Regions from separate parts of the Mus musculus genome. Here region 1 is linked to region 2. The links are chromatin contacts, found by POLR2A ChIA-PET in ENCODE. All regions are on one chromosome and are shown on one strand. The core of a region is the stretch at or near the end of the contact, and the rest is flanking DNA. Distances in the headings are between cores, read along the strand shown. Region 1 holds the start of Eif5a (eukaryotic translation initiation factor 5A). Region 2 holds the start of Trp53 (transformation related protein 53).

Region 1 (5,555 bases), core at 187-2,686, 340 kb before region 2:
TAAGTGCTTGCAAGCGTTCCAGTAAGTTGGAGATTAAGATATCATTTAATATCCTTACTTAGTGGTAAAGAAATTAAAAGTACAGTAATTTGAAGTGATTTCTCAAAACTATAGGTGGCAGTGCATGCCTTACATCCCAACACGAGAGGCAGAGGCAGGTGGATCTTAAGGCCAGTCTGGTCGACTGAGTGAGTTCCAGGACAGCCAGAGCTACACAGAGAAACCCTGTCTTGAAAAACAACAACAAAACCACCACTACCACCAAAAAGGTTTAGATTCCTAGACCAGATTTTTTTGTTTTGCTTTTGAGTCAAGAATTCACACTGTACAGACCAGACTGGCCTTGAACCCACCTGGCTCTTACAGGATTAAGGGAGTGCTCCACCACGCCTGCATTATCTAAGGAGTAGGAATCCTGATCGCTCATCTTTAGATAACGTCAAAGTAATTTAATATTGCACTGTTTTGTTTTTTTCTATTCTCCTGCTCCAGTTTCTCAAACTCAGAGATTACAGGCATCATAAATTTCAAGACCAACTTTATGTGCTGGCTTTATAACAAGTCTCAGCCTCCTAGCGATCTGGCAATAAAGTCTGTGTCGCCTGGTCCAGAGCCACTCTTCTCATAGGGAGTTTGATTTTGGAAGAAACATTAGACATTTCCTTTTAGAAACCTCAAGCCGACCTGGGAAAACAATCGGAAACGCTATGTAGTTCTCTTTATTTAGGATTTAGAAAGGAAAAGCTTCTATGCGAACCTTAGGAATCAACACTAACCAGGGTTTAGACAAGATGGTGGCTTGTATCGGATAGCTCTGGATACTGAAACTATAGCGCACAAGTTGTGTAAAGTACCGAAGCCGGGATGGTTGTAATCCGACCACACTAGCGTGAGAGCAGAGTCTCCCACGGAAAGCAGTCTCTTGAGCACGTGCAGAGCTGGGACAGCGATTCGGAGAAGAGCCACACACCTAACTAGAAAGGTTCTCAGAAACGTGTTTGTGAGTTGTTCAATTCCAGTTAAAGCCGAGGTGTGGCGCCTGCTCAGACGCATGCGTTCTTGACGCCGCAAGCAGCACAGTGGCGTGGTCTTTTCAACACCCCGCGTAGGGACGACGTCTGAGGTGGAAGGGGCGTTTAGGATTCCTAACACGCATGCGTTGAGACCCAGGCGTTTCCTTCGGAGGGTGTGGAGTGCAGGGTTCTGTATTGCGCAGCCGCAAGGGTTGCCCGGTAGAGCGAGCTGTCGCTCAAGGGGAGGGAAGAAGAGGTTGAAGGGATTTAAAAAAAAAAAAAAAAAACCCGGTGCGCCTGCGCATTGCCGACTGGTTGGAAGCACTACGGACTGGAAAGGGGCGGGGTCACGTGTGTGCGTCATCCGATGGGTAGGTGGGAGAGAGGGTGGAGATCGGGGAGGGTCCATGCGCTTGCGCAGTGCGGGGGTGGAAGGTGGTGGAGCTACCTAGCACGCTTGCGCGGCTGTCATAGGGCTGCTTGGTTGGTCAGTGGGGAGTCGGCGCCTGCGTACTAAGACCCGTGTGCAGCAGCGGCGGCGGCGCTAGAGGCGGCGGCGGCGGCGGCGGCAGCACAGTAGCGGGTTCGGAGGCAGCAGTTGGGCTCGCGGCGAGCGGACCAGGTCAAGTCAGTGCGTTCGCGCGAGGTGAGAGCGGGCAGGGCGCGCCTGCGCGTAACCTCGGTTTGAGCTACGAACGAGAGACGGAACTACGCGGGGGTCGGGGAGGGGGGCAGAAGGGAGCGGCGGCTGTCGCCGCACGGGTTCGGTGAGGGAGCGGCGCGAGGTGCGGAGAGGCGGGTGCAGGGCCCGGTTGGCGCGAGGGGTGACGGTTGGGGCCGGCCGGGTGACGTTGGAGCGACGCAGGGCGGGGGACGGCGAGCCGCGAGGCCGCCACGCGGGAGAGGCCGCCAGGCGGCCACGCCGGGGCGAGGGCCCGGGGCCAGATCGGCCCAGACAGGGCAAAGGCTCCTGTGCGGTTGAGGACCGGCGCTGCGCGGCCACGTGAGGTGGGGGAGGGGGCTGTTAGGTGAGGGCATGTGGAGGGGGTTGGCGGCCGGCGGGGGGAGGGGAGGCGGCATGGTCCTGGCCTGGCGCAGCTTTGGGGCAGGGGCAGCCGTAGCACCGGAAGTGTTCCCCATTGGAGGCTGCCCTCGGGGTCCGAGGCCATGCGGCCGAACGTTGACCGGGGCCGCATGGCTGCACGGGGACCCCTCCCCCCTGGCCCGGGCCACCGGAAGCCCCGGGCGACCACATGGTGGGCGCGAGCCGGCAACCCTCAGCGCAAGGAGCTCTGGTCTTTTTTGGGTTTCTCCGGAGCCTTGGATTTTGGCGTGCGGGAGAGACCCTACCCTTGGGTCTCACTCATCCCGCAGGGCCCGTTGCAGGCATATGTTAGTGTTCCCCAGCCTCATGGGCCTCTGGAGCTCATCCCTCAGTCTTCATATGAAGTGAGACGTCCAGCCAGATGTAAGTGGTACTGCTTTGCTGGGGAAACCGGGAAAAGTGGGGAAACTGAGGGCGATTGGACTGATGCCCAACTCTTTCTCGGCCCATGCCGACAGCGCCTGAAAGTAGTGAGCTTCTAGTTCCCCTGCGGTGATCTTCGATCTTCACCATGCCAGTGCCTTCCCTGTCGTGTTTTGTTTGGGAGTTACTGTGTTTTAAAGTCCTTTACTCTGCCAGCCTAGTACGATTTCTATTACTACTACGAATCTTTTGCTTTCATTTTATTGTCATTCACCACCCCTCACTTTCTACTGACTGTACAGGCTGGGCCTGAAAAGCCGACAGGACTGGTGCATCCTGGGAAAAGTGGGAGGGCCATCGACAAAAGGCTGAGTTCCCTTCGGGAACTGAGATCGAAATGTTTGGCAGTGGGATCCTTTAGGAAACTACTTTCTCTCCCTTGACTGCATCTGCAAGTGCACGTTGGAGGCGGGAATCCCCCAAAGAGGCCTTGTGGTTTCCTGTACCAATGACTGGCTTGTGTGTGGACAGGGTGGGGGGGTGGTGTAACAACTGGGTGGGGCCTTGTCCTCCGTCTCCACCCCTCCATTAGCCCCGCCCTTCAGCTGGCTCATTGCTGCTCACCTAATTATAGTCCTGGCAGAGTGTGGGGAAGAGGGGGTGGTTGGTTTCAGTGGCGAGTAACACCTGAGTCCTACTCGCTCCCGGGAAGTAGCCCTTTCCTCATCTCTGGGATTTGGCATCCCAACTCCCAGGAGGCTTCCTTTCCCTAGCCACAACTTTAGATGTCATTGTGGGGGCCCAGGGGATCCCCAGCTGTTTTACCCCCAATACTCAAGCTCTTCAATATGTTTGACTCCAGTTTCAAAGCAGGAAATGCAACTTTATTTAGGTGGGTAATGAATGAAGGGGAAGTGGATCAGTGTTTTAGGGAGGAATGGGATAGATCAGCGATCTCATTTAACCTCCATCGTTACTGACCCTAGTTCTCTTCTTGGCTTTAGTTGGAATCGAAGCCTCTTAAAATGGCAGATGATTTGGACTTCGAGACAGGAGATGCAGGGGCCTCAGCCACCTTCCCAATGCAGTGCTCAGCATTACGTAAGAATGGTTTTGTGGTGCTCAAAGGCCGGCCATGTAAGATCGTCGAGATGTCTACTTCGAAGACTGGCAAGCATGGCCATGCCAAGGTTAGAATCACCTCTCAACATCTTGCCTTCCCTGCAGCTCCCACACCCCTAGGACTCTGGGCAGTGAACTGTTGGCTCTAGTCTTGACCCCTTTTGCTGTTTTCCTTTTGTTCAGCACCCAGTTTTTTGCTCCAATTTAAAACTAAACTGTTCCCAGTTTCTTCTGTAGGGTACCTGTCATGCTATGTTTTTTTCCTCCCTCTTTGTGCTAGTTTTCTTTTGGTTTGTATATTCAGTTTCTTATTCTTGACCTTGGGCTCCTTGTCCAGGATTTCTCCAGTCAAGGACCCCTCCTCCCAAGGCAGCATTCTTGGGGTGCTCCAGTCTGCATTCTCTAATCACTGCTGCTGCTCCTTCAAATTCTGGCTTCCCCTTTGGGGTTGTGATAAATCTCAATGTCCTCTACCTTCTGCTGACTGTCCACTGTTCTTTGGTTTACTTAAGACGGCATTCTTTCTCTTAGCTTAGACTTTCTGACTAGTTGAAATTTTTGTGTTATATTTCCTATCCTTTGTTGACATTAAATATAAGGCGTGCTCCTCTTCTGTTTTCCTTGCATACTGACTGCACAGTCCCTCTGCTCTTCTCCTGGGTTATCGTCTTCAGATCTTTTACATTCCTTTGCTTCATTTTCTCAGCCTATTCCACTTGTCCACGTTTGTCCAAGAAACTTTTCCCCAGATACTTCCCCAATAAAATAAAACGGTCTCATGTACTCCAGGGTACCGTCAAACTTGAACTTCCTTCCACCTCTACCTCTCTAGTGCTGGGATTACAGGCATGTGTCACCATGATTGGCTTATGTGTTAGGCATCGGACCCAACGCCCTGTGCTGCTGGGCAAGTGTTGTGAGCAGTTGGGTGATATCCTCAGGTCTTGCCAGTCAGTTTTTGAGACTTGATGTAAATGAGTTCCCTGAGACTGACTTCCCTCACTTGCTAACCTTCAGATGTGATCTTTTAAGACCTTGAAGACTTTAGTATATCTTTCTCACTTGGTTCATTTATAATTCCTTAATCTTTACCCATAACATGGCACGCTCACCTCTCAGGCAGTAAGTGACACAGACATTTGTCTCATACTTCAAAAATTGATTTGTTGGGTTTCTCTTTATGATATATGTACACAGGTCCATCTGGTTGGCATTGACATTTTTACTGGGAAGAAATATGAAGATATCTGCCCGTCAACTCATAATATGGATGTCCCCAACATCAAACGGAATGACTTCCAGGTATGTTATTAGGATGAAGATGATTGGTGGCTTAGAAGAGTGTGTATGTGGGGGCGGTGTTGACTGCACCTTGTGGGGAAAGAGGGAGCTGGTAAAGGCTGTGGAGTGAAGGAAGTTGCTGTCACTGTAGTTGGTCTGTCCATTCTCTTATACTTAACCTACTTGTACCTGCTTTTAACTTCTCCCAGCTGATTGGCATCCAGGATGGGTACCTATCCCTGCTCCAGGACAGTGGGGAGGTACGAGAGGACCTTCGTCTGCCTGAAGGAGACCTTGGCAAGGAGATTGAGCAGAAGTATGACTGTGGAGAAGAGATCCTGGTACGATGCCCCCTCCTTGCTTTGTATGCTGCTTTGATCCTTAATTCGAAGTCTTTCAGTTAAGGCATCTCTGGACTGTCATTTTGCTTTTCCAGATCACAGTGCTGTCTGCCATGACAGAGGAGGCAGCTGTTGCAATCAAGGCCATGGCAAAATAACCGGCTTCCAGGTGAGAGAACGCACCCCCCACTGTCCCCACACTTACTGTTGAAGTTACATCCTATATCTTAAACATGATTTCTTTCTCTTGCCCAGGGTGGCGGTGGTGGCAGCAGTGATCCATGAGCCTACAGAGGCCCCTCCCCCAGCCAGGTTCTGCTCTGGCTGGGC
Region 2 (5,997 bases), core at 1,917-4,416:
GCCCACCGTTACCTTCCTTCCTAAAGCTTACCAGCTTTTTATCCAGGTCTCAAATCGATACCAAATTAATAACTAAGGAGTCAAATTTACTTCTGTCCCTTCCAACGTCACTTTCTCTAAGGAACCATCGCTTTCGCACCTTGGAAAATGTCACTTTTGGAACTTATTTCCCCCTTTCTTGAGACAGGGTCTCACTATGTATCCCAGGCTGGCCTTAAATTCATTACTGTCTTAACCACAGTAGTGCTGGGATCCTAGGCATCCAACTTACTTCGAGGCTTGTCCCAACTCTAAGAAGCCAGGCGGTGGTGGCAGGCACCTTTGATCCCAGCACATAGGAGGCAGAGACAGTTGGAGGCCAGCCTGGTCTACAGAGGGGAGTCCCAGGACAGCCAGGACTACACAGAGAAACCCTGTCTCAGGAAAACAAATTATGATTCGAACAGAATAAAGGATTGCGAAAAAGGACGGAGGGCACAGTCAGTCGCCCTTTCTCCGTCTCTTGAAGTATTCCCAGGAGGTTACTGCTGTGAATGACATAGATTTCTGTTTGATTCCAATACAGCAATCCATGGACCAATGGCACTTGGTCAAGCTGGGTTTAACCTGTTTTTTGTGGTCTCAGGATTTAAACCAAGGGTATCATGTTTGCCAGGTGAAATAATCTACTCCAAGCCATATCTCCAGCTGTTTGCCTTTCTGAGACAAGGTCTTGCTAAGTAGCCCAAGTTACCTCAGCATCCCAAGAGTGTTAGCATTAAAGGCACGGGCCATCGAGACGTCCTCATTTACCCATCAGGAGAAAGGCCAGTAGGCTCTGGTTTGCCAATGTTAACTTTTGTACTCTTTCTCTGTTTTTGAAGACACTCTCATTTATCTCAAGTCAGCTTACAACTACCCAGGGAAGGATGACCTTGAACTCCCTCTATGTATGGTCTGGACACTGTGGTCTGGAACTCGAGACTGTCGAGGCTTCCCACTGCTACTCAACTGTAGCAGCAGGTTATCTTGTGTCAGTGTGAATATTAACATACGTGACATATTTTTCTTTTTGAGATAGGGTCTCCTTGCATATCTTTGGCTGGCCTGAATCTCTGATATTGACCTGCCTCGGCCTCCCTAGCTTTGGGGTTAAAGGCTTGCAGCACCCGGTCCCAGTCCAGCCTGGCTCCTTTTTTCAGTCAACACGGTAACATTTATTTGAATAACATTTACAGTGCAGGGTCATATGTAAGCTACAGATGATTTAAGCATAATTTAAGTGCATATACTACCCATCCCAGACATTCCCAAACCCCTCTGCAGTAAATTATTCAGAGAAGAGAAACTGGAAGAGCAGGGTAAATATCTTCCAAAGTTGTCTTTATGTAAAAAAAAAAAAAACAAAAAAACCAATTTACATATATCTACATTTGTAAACAAGATGGGGCCTAGGGGCACCTCCTTTTGACTTCGGGTTGGGATCTTTTAACATTCACAAGAGAGTCCTTCACTAAATCCAGTCAAAGAGATTGCAAGAGCAGGGAGGCTATTTGCATAAGAAGGCATCCCTGGACCGCTGTGGCTGTCCAGTCTAACCTTCACAGCTAGGGTTCCCTTCGCGCGTCAAAGTTTAAGTGAAGTCATTTGTATACTTTCTCAATGAACTGGAGGATCTAGTCTTCCTTACGGCTTTACAGCTGAAGCCACGAAAACAAAGTCCCCCCGCCTCCCGGTCTACCTATCATTTATTCTTTAGACCGAAACTAAATCTTCAGATGGACAAAAAAATTTACTTCCCGATCCAAGTGCAGTGTGGAAATAGTATTTTTACAAAAGAAAAAAAGGCACGCACGATGTCTGGTGCGCGATAAGAAACTGTAATGAAATGACCTGTTCTAAAAATTGAAGTGGCGGGGACAGGCATAGCCCACGCCCAGGCAGAGTCCCGCCACCTCCCGCTGGGAAGAACCGGATGGTGCGGGCTGACTGCACTTAGGACCGCCGGGCGCCCGGGGCCCAAGCCCGCCCCTTCCGCTTTCAGGACGCGCGGAATGCGTTAAGCAAGGGAATGGCTCACCCTAAAACCGGATACTCGGTAATTTGCTTTTCCGGCAGGAAGAAACGACCTATCGGCGCACTCTTTTAAATAAACACCTCCTCCTTTGCAAAAGCAATAACCAAGTAATCCAGAAAAATAAGATGTCGAGGACAGCAGTTTTCCTCCTCAAACCACAGAACCAGCCTAGAATCCATTTCTCCCCTTTCGCTACTCCCCCGTCGCCGGGCGAGCAGTGATCTGCTCCGAAAACAAGAAACCGGAAATGCTCCTGCAAGCGGCAGAAACGTAAAGGAGCCAAACAATAACAGGGCCGGCGGGCCTTTCAGACCAAGAGGCTGAGTCGGGCCCCGAGGGCAAATACTTCTGGCTAGCACCGCTAGTGCTTCAGGCTTTTCTTGGATTTTCTTCATCTAGCAGGGTCGAGAAGCGGCTGGAAAAAAAAAGAAATCACTCCAGGGACAAAGGTCCGGAAGTTGCGGGACCTTAGCAGCTAAGGCTCCCCGGATCACCCCGATCTCATCCAGGAACGGAACCCAGGGTTTCATTAGGATGCTATGGGGGGTCTTAAGTCTTAAGCTATGAATCTCGAAAAATCTTAAATCCTGGTGCTTTGTGCATGTTATTTCCGGAGCTTCCATCACCTAGCAGCGGGCAGATAAGTGTGTACAACGCGTAGCGGAGAGAAAACCCCTTAGGCCATCTCAGTGGTCCCTATATGCTCTACTTTGCAGGTGCATGACAGTGAGGCTCGTCGGTCCTAACATCATCATCATCAGCTACCCTCACTACAGCATCTGACATATACACTCCCGTTCATCCCGCCCGCCAAGCTTCCATTCCGCCCATCTCCATCGCGCTGAGTCCCCCCACTGCCCCACCCCCAAACCCCACGGTTTTCTCTAGTTTTATGGATGCAAACGGAGAGAGCCAGTGACCGAGAGGTCTCGTCACGCTCATCAATTACTTACCCAGTCTTCGGAGAAGCGTGACACCCTGCTGGGAAGGAGGAGGATGAGGGCCTGAATGCTAGGTGCCCCCTAACTGTAGTCGCTACCTACAGCCAGGATGGTCCCAATGAACTGAAGCTACAGAACTTTAGCCAGGGTGAGCACGTGGGAGGGGAAAGTCCCAATCCCAGCAACCCCCGCGAGACTCCTGGCACAAAGCTGGATAGTCGCCATAACAAGTAAGGGCAAGTCCTTCCGTGGGTTGAGGGCAAGAAATGGAGGCGGGGACTTGCAGAGTCAGGATTCTCCCTGAGATGTTGCCCTCAGCAGGAACGCTTTGTGAAAAGTCGTCTAAGATATAGAGCTGTGAGGGCAAAATGGGTGGAAACCGATTCGGAGGACTCCTGCCTCTGTGTCAAGTATAAAGAGTGGAAAGAATTAAGTTTTTATCGTAAGTGGACCGCCACTGTTCTGAGCTCTGTGCTCTTTCCTATCCAGCTAGATAGTCATAGCCATCTTTTTGGATTTTTAAGACAGAGTCTTTGTAGCCAAGGCTGGCCTGGAATTCGCGGCCGTCTTCCTGCTTTAGGCCTTCCAAGTACAGGGATGAACCAACACGGGCCCCTAAGTTCTTTTTCCCCTCATTAGCTAAAATGTCACTTTAGAAAGGCTTTTCATAGTATCTCAATCTAACGTGTTCTCCGAGATACTTGGTATCGCACCACCGTGTTTAATTTCCTGTACAGTCCTTATCACTCTCTGTAAAGACTGTTTTCACAGCCTTTAATTGCACAGCAACGAAAACTTTATGGAGATTAAGAACTAGAAAACATTGCTATTTTTTTCCCAATGCCTTGTATAGTCCTGGGTTAGGCAGTAAGAACTTGATAATAAATGTCGAATGAATGAAGGGAGGGCGGGGGAGAAAGGGAAAGAGAGGAACAAGAAGGGGGGAGAGATGGGGAGAAAGGAAACCTGAGGTTACGGGATTCAAAACAAGATAGTCAAGAGGGGCAAAAACTGTAGAAATTATGCGCCCTCTGCAGGCCAGGGAGGATAGGCGCTTTAAGAATTACCCCCAGGGGACGGTAGGGGGCGCTCGTGTAGTTTTCGCCAAGGCCCAGAGTTCAGACTACAACTCCCAGAAACCTCTAGGAATTCTCCAGCGCTTGAGGTGTAGGCAAAGTCGTTCCTTCCCGCCTTCCCGCTCGGAATCGGAGGAGGATGCGGAGAGCCTATCGGAAGGTGGCCCGACTCCCGCGAGAGCAAGAAGCCCTGGCGGCGCCTAGCGACCCTAGGCGCTTGGCTTTGGACACTCGTTCCCTGGTGATTGCTTTAGGTTCGGCTTACATTTTCCGGAAGAGGAAAGCGGACTCCGGTCTCTGAGCATCCCTGGGAACGGTAATGCACTCTAGCCTCGGCAGCTGGTAGCCGGCTCAGCGAGACTTGCCCGACCTCTGCCTTCCGGGGGCTTACTCTACAGAATGAAGACGTCGGAGGAGCGACTCTTAGCTCCGGATAGCCTCCCTCCTGACCTGGCCCCAGCTCCGGTACCCCAAGGTTCCCCAGCGGAGAAAAATACAGACTTTGAACCGGTGCCTCCGCCATGCGGTGGTGATGACCAACCCCAGCTAGCCACAGATCCCGTGGCTAGCTTGGTTGTGTCCCAGGAGCTTCAACAAGGGGACTCTGTACCTCTGGAAGTAGAATTTAATACTTCCAGTGAGTTGAGTCCTGGAATCGAGGAGCAAGATGTTTCTGAACATGCGAGTCTTCCCGGAGAAGAAACGAATCTCCCCGAGTTGGAGTCAGGAGAAGCCACGGAAGGTGTGTCTGAGGAACGCGCTGAAGTGGATGAGGGGGACACGTAAGTGACACTGGAATCTGAGGAGCCTGGACCTGTGAGAACGACAGCCACCGGTCCTCAGCACCATTTTATTTCCATTTTGCTCTGACGACCCACGTTTGCTGTTTCTCCATCTCCTTTCCAGCTTTTGGACCTACAGCTTCTCGCAGGTACCCCGATACCTCAGTGGTTCCTGGTCCGAGTTCAGCACCCGCTCCGAGAACTTCTTGAAAGGTTGCAAGTGGTAAGTACGATGGGCAAGGAGATGGCCATCTTCAGGAGTTTCCCCTTAAAACTTAACCACACATACTTGGCCCCTTTCGGTGGGACGACAGTCTTGTAATCTCAACTGTTGGGAAATGGAGGCCTGGTTTGTCCACAGAGTGAGACCCTGTCTTAAAATAAAAACAGTAACAAAGTTGGGCGCATGCCTTTAATCTCAGCACTCTGGGGGAAGAAGCAGGCAGATGTGTGAGTTCCAGGCAAACATGGACCATGGGTCCAGTTCTAGGACAGCCAGGGCTACTTAGAGAATCTGTCTTGAGGGAAAGCAAAACAAAACAAAAGCTAAAATCAACCCCAGGGTTTCTAGAAGTTGCTAGGGAGCAATAGACTACGGGTGATACCGAGGTTAAGGTTTTCCCTGCCCTTCCCCTGTGGATGCGTACTGCCGTGTATCGTATTGTGGATTTACCTCAGAGTGGCCAGCATCCTGGTCCTTTTTTGCTTTATTTTGAGATAGGGTCAAGTTGCCCAGACTGGCCTGGAGGTTGGTTCTCTGCCTCAGCCTCTCCAGGAGCTGGGCTTACAGATGTGTGCCACCACTCTCTGCACGAGCTTGTTTCCCTAGAGCCGGGTGTCTTCTCAGGGACTCAGAGGCTAGCCATGGCCCTCGCACTACAACCTTGAAATCGCAGCTCTGTTTGGGTTTTCTAATTTTCCTGTATTTTCAGGGCCCCTGACGGTTCCTGTATCTTGACCAATAGTGCTGATAATGTCCTTCGGATTTACAACCTGCCCCCAGAATTGTACAGTGAACAAGAGCAGGTGGATTACGCCGAAATGGTAAGGGTAGGGGCCTTTGCCAGCCCTTGCACTTTAGAGCCCTCCCTGCAAGTGAAAACTGTGTGTCCATGCGTCACCTGTTGACAGACAGGATTTTC

What was found. ChIA-PET counts read pairs that join two places held with the same protein, here RNA polymerase II (POLR2A).
Region 1: POLR2A ChIA-PET joins it to region 2 with 12 read pairs in Patski. The contact joins the promoter of Eif5a here to the promoter of Trp53 in region 2. POLR2A ChIA-PET finds 5 or more read pairs at or near these places in 3 of 5 experiments (Patski and embryonic stem cell).

The regions. Positions count from the first base shown.
Region 1 is chr11:69,917,267-69,922,821 of GRCm38, reverse strand. It overlaps Eif5a (eukaryotic translation initiation factor 5A), which reads left to right and starts at 1,436. Exons shown (of 6, transcript NM_181582.4): 1 at 1,436-1,659; 2 at 3,486-3,671; 3 at 4,801-4,905; 4 at 5,094-5,225; 5 at 5,321-5,394; 6 at 5,481-5,555. The coding sequence starts at 3,507. The coding sequence ends at 5,383.
Region 2 is chr11:69,577,528-69,583,524 of GRCm38, reverse strand. It overlaps Trp53 (transformation related protein 53), which reads right to left and starts at 3,166. Exons shown (of 11, transcript NM_011640.3): 1 at 3,010-3,166. Wrap53 (WD repeat containing, antisense to Trp53) reads left to right here and starts at 4,276. Exons shown (of 10, transcript NM_144824.3): 1 at 4,276-4,855; 2 at 4,980-5,078; 3 at 5,788-5,899. The coding sequence starts at 4,473.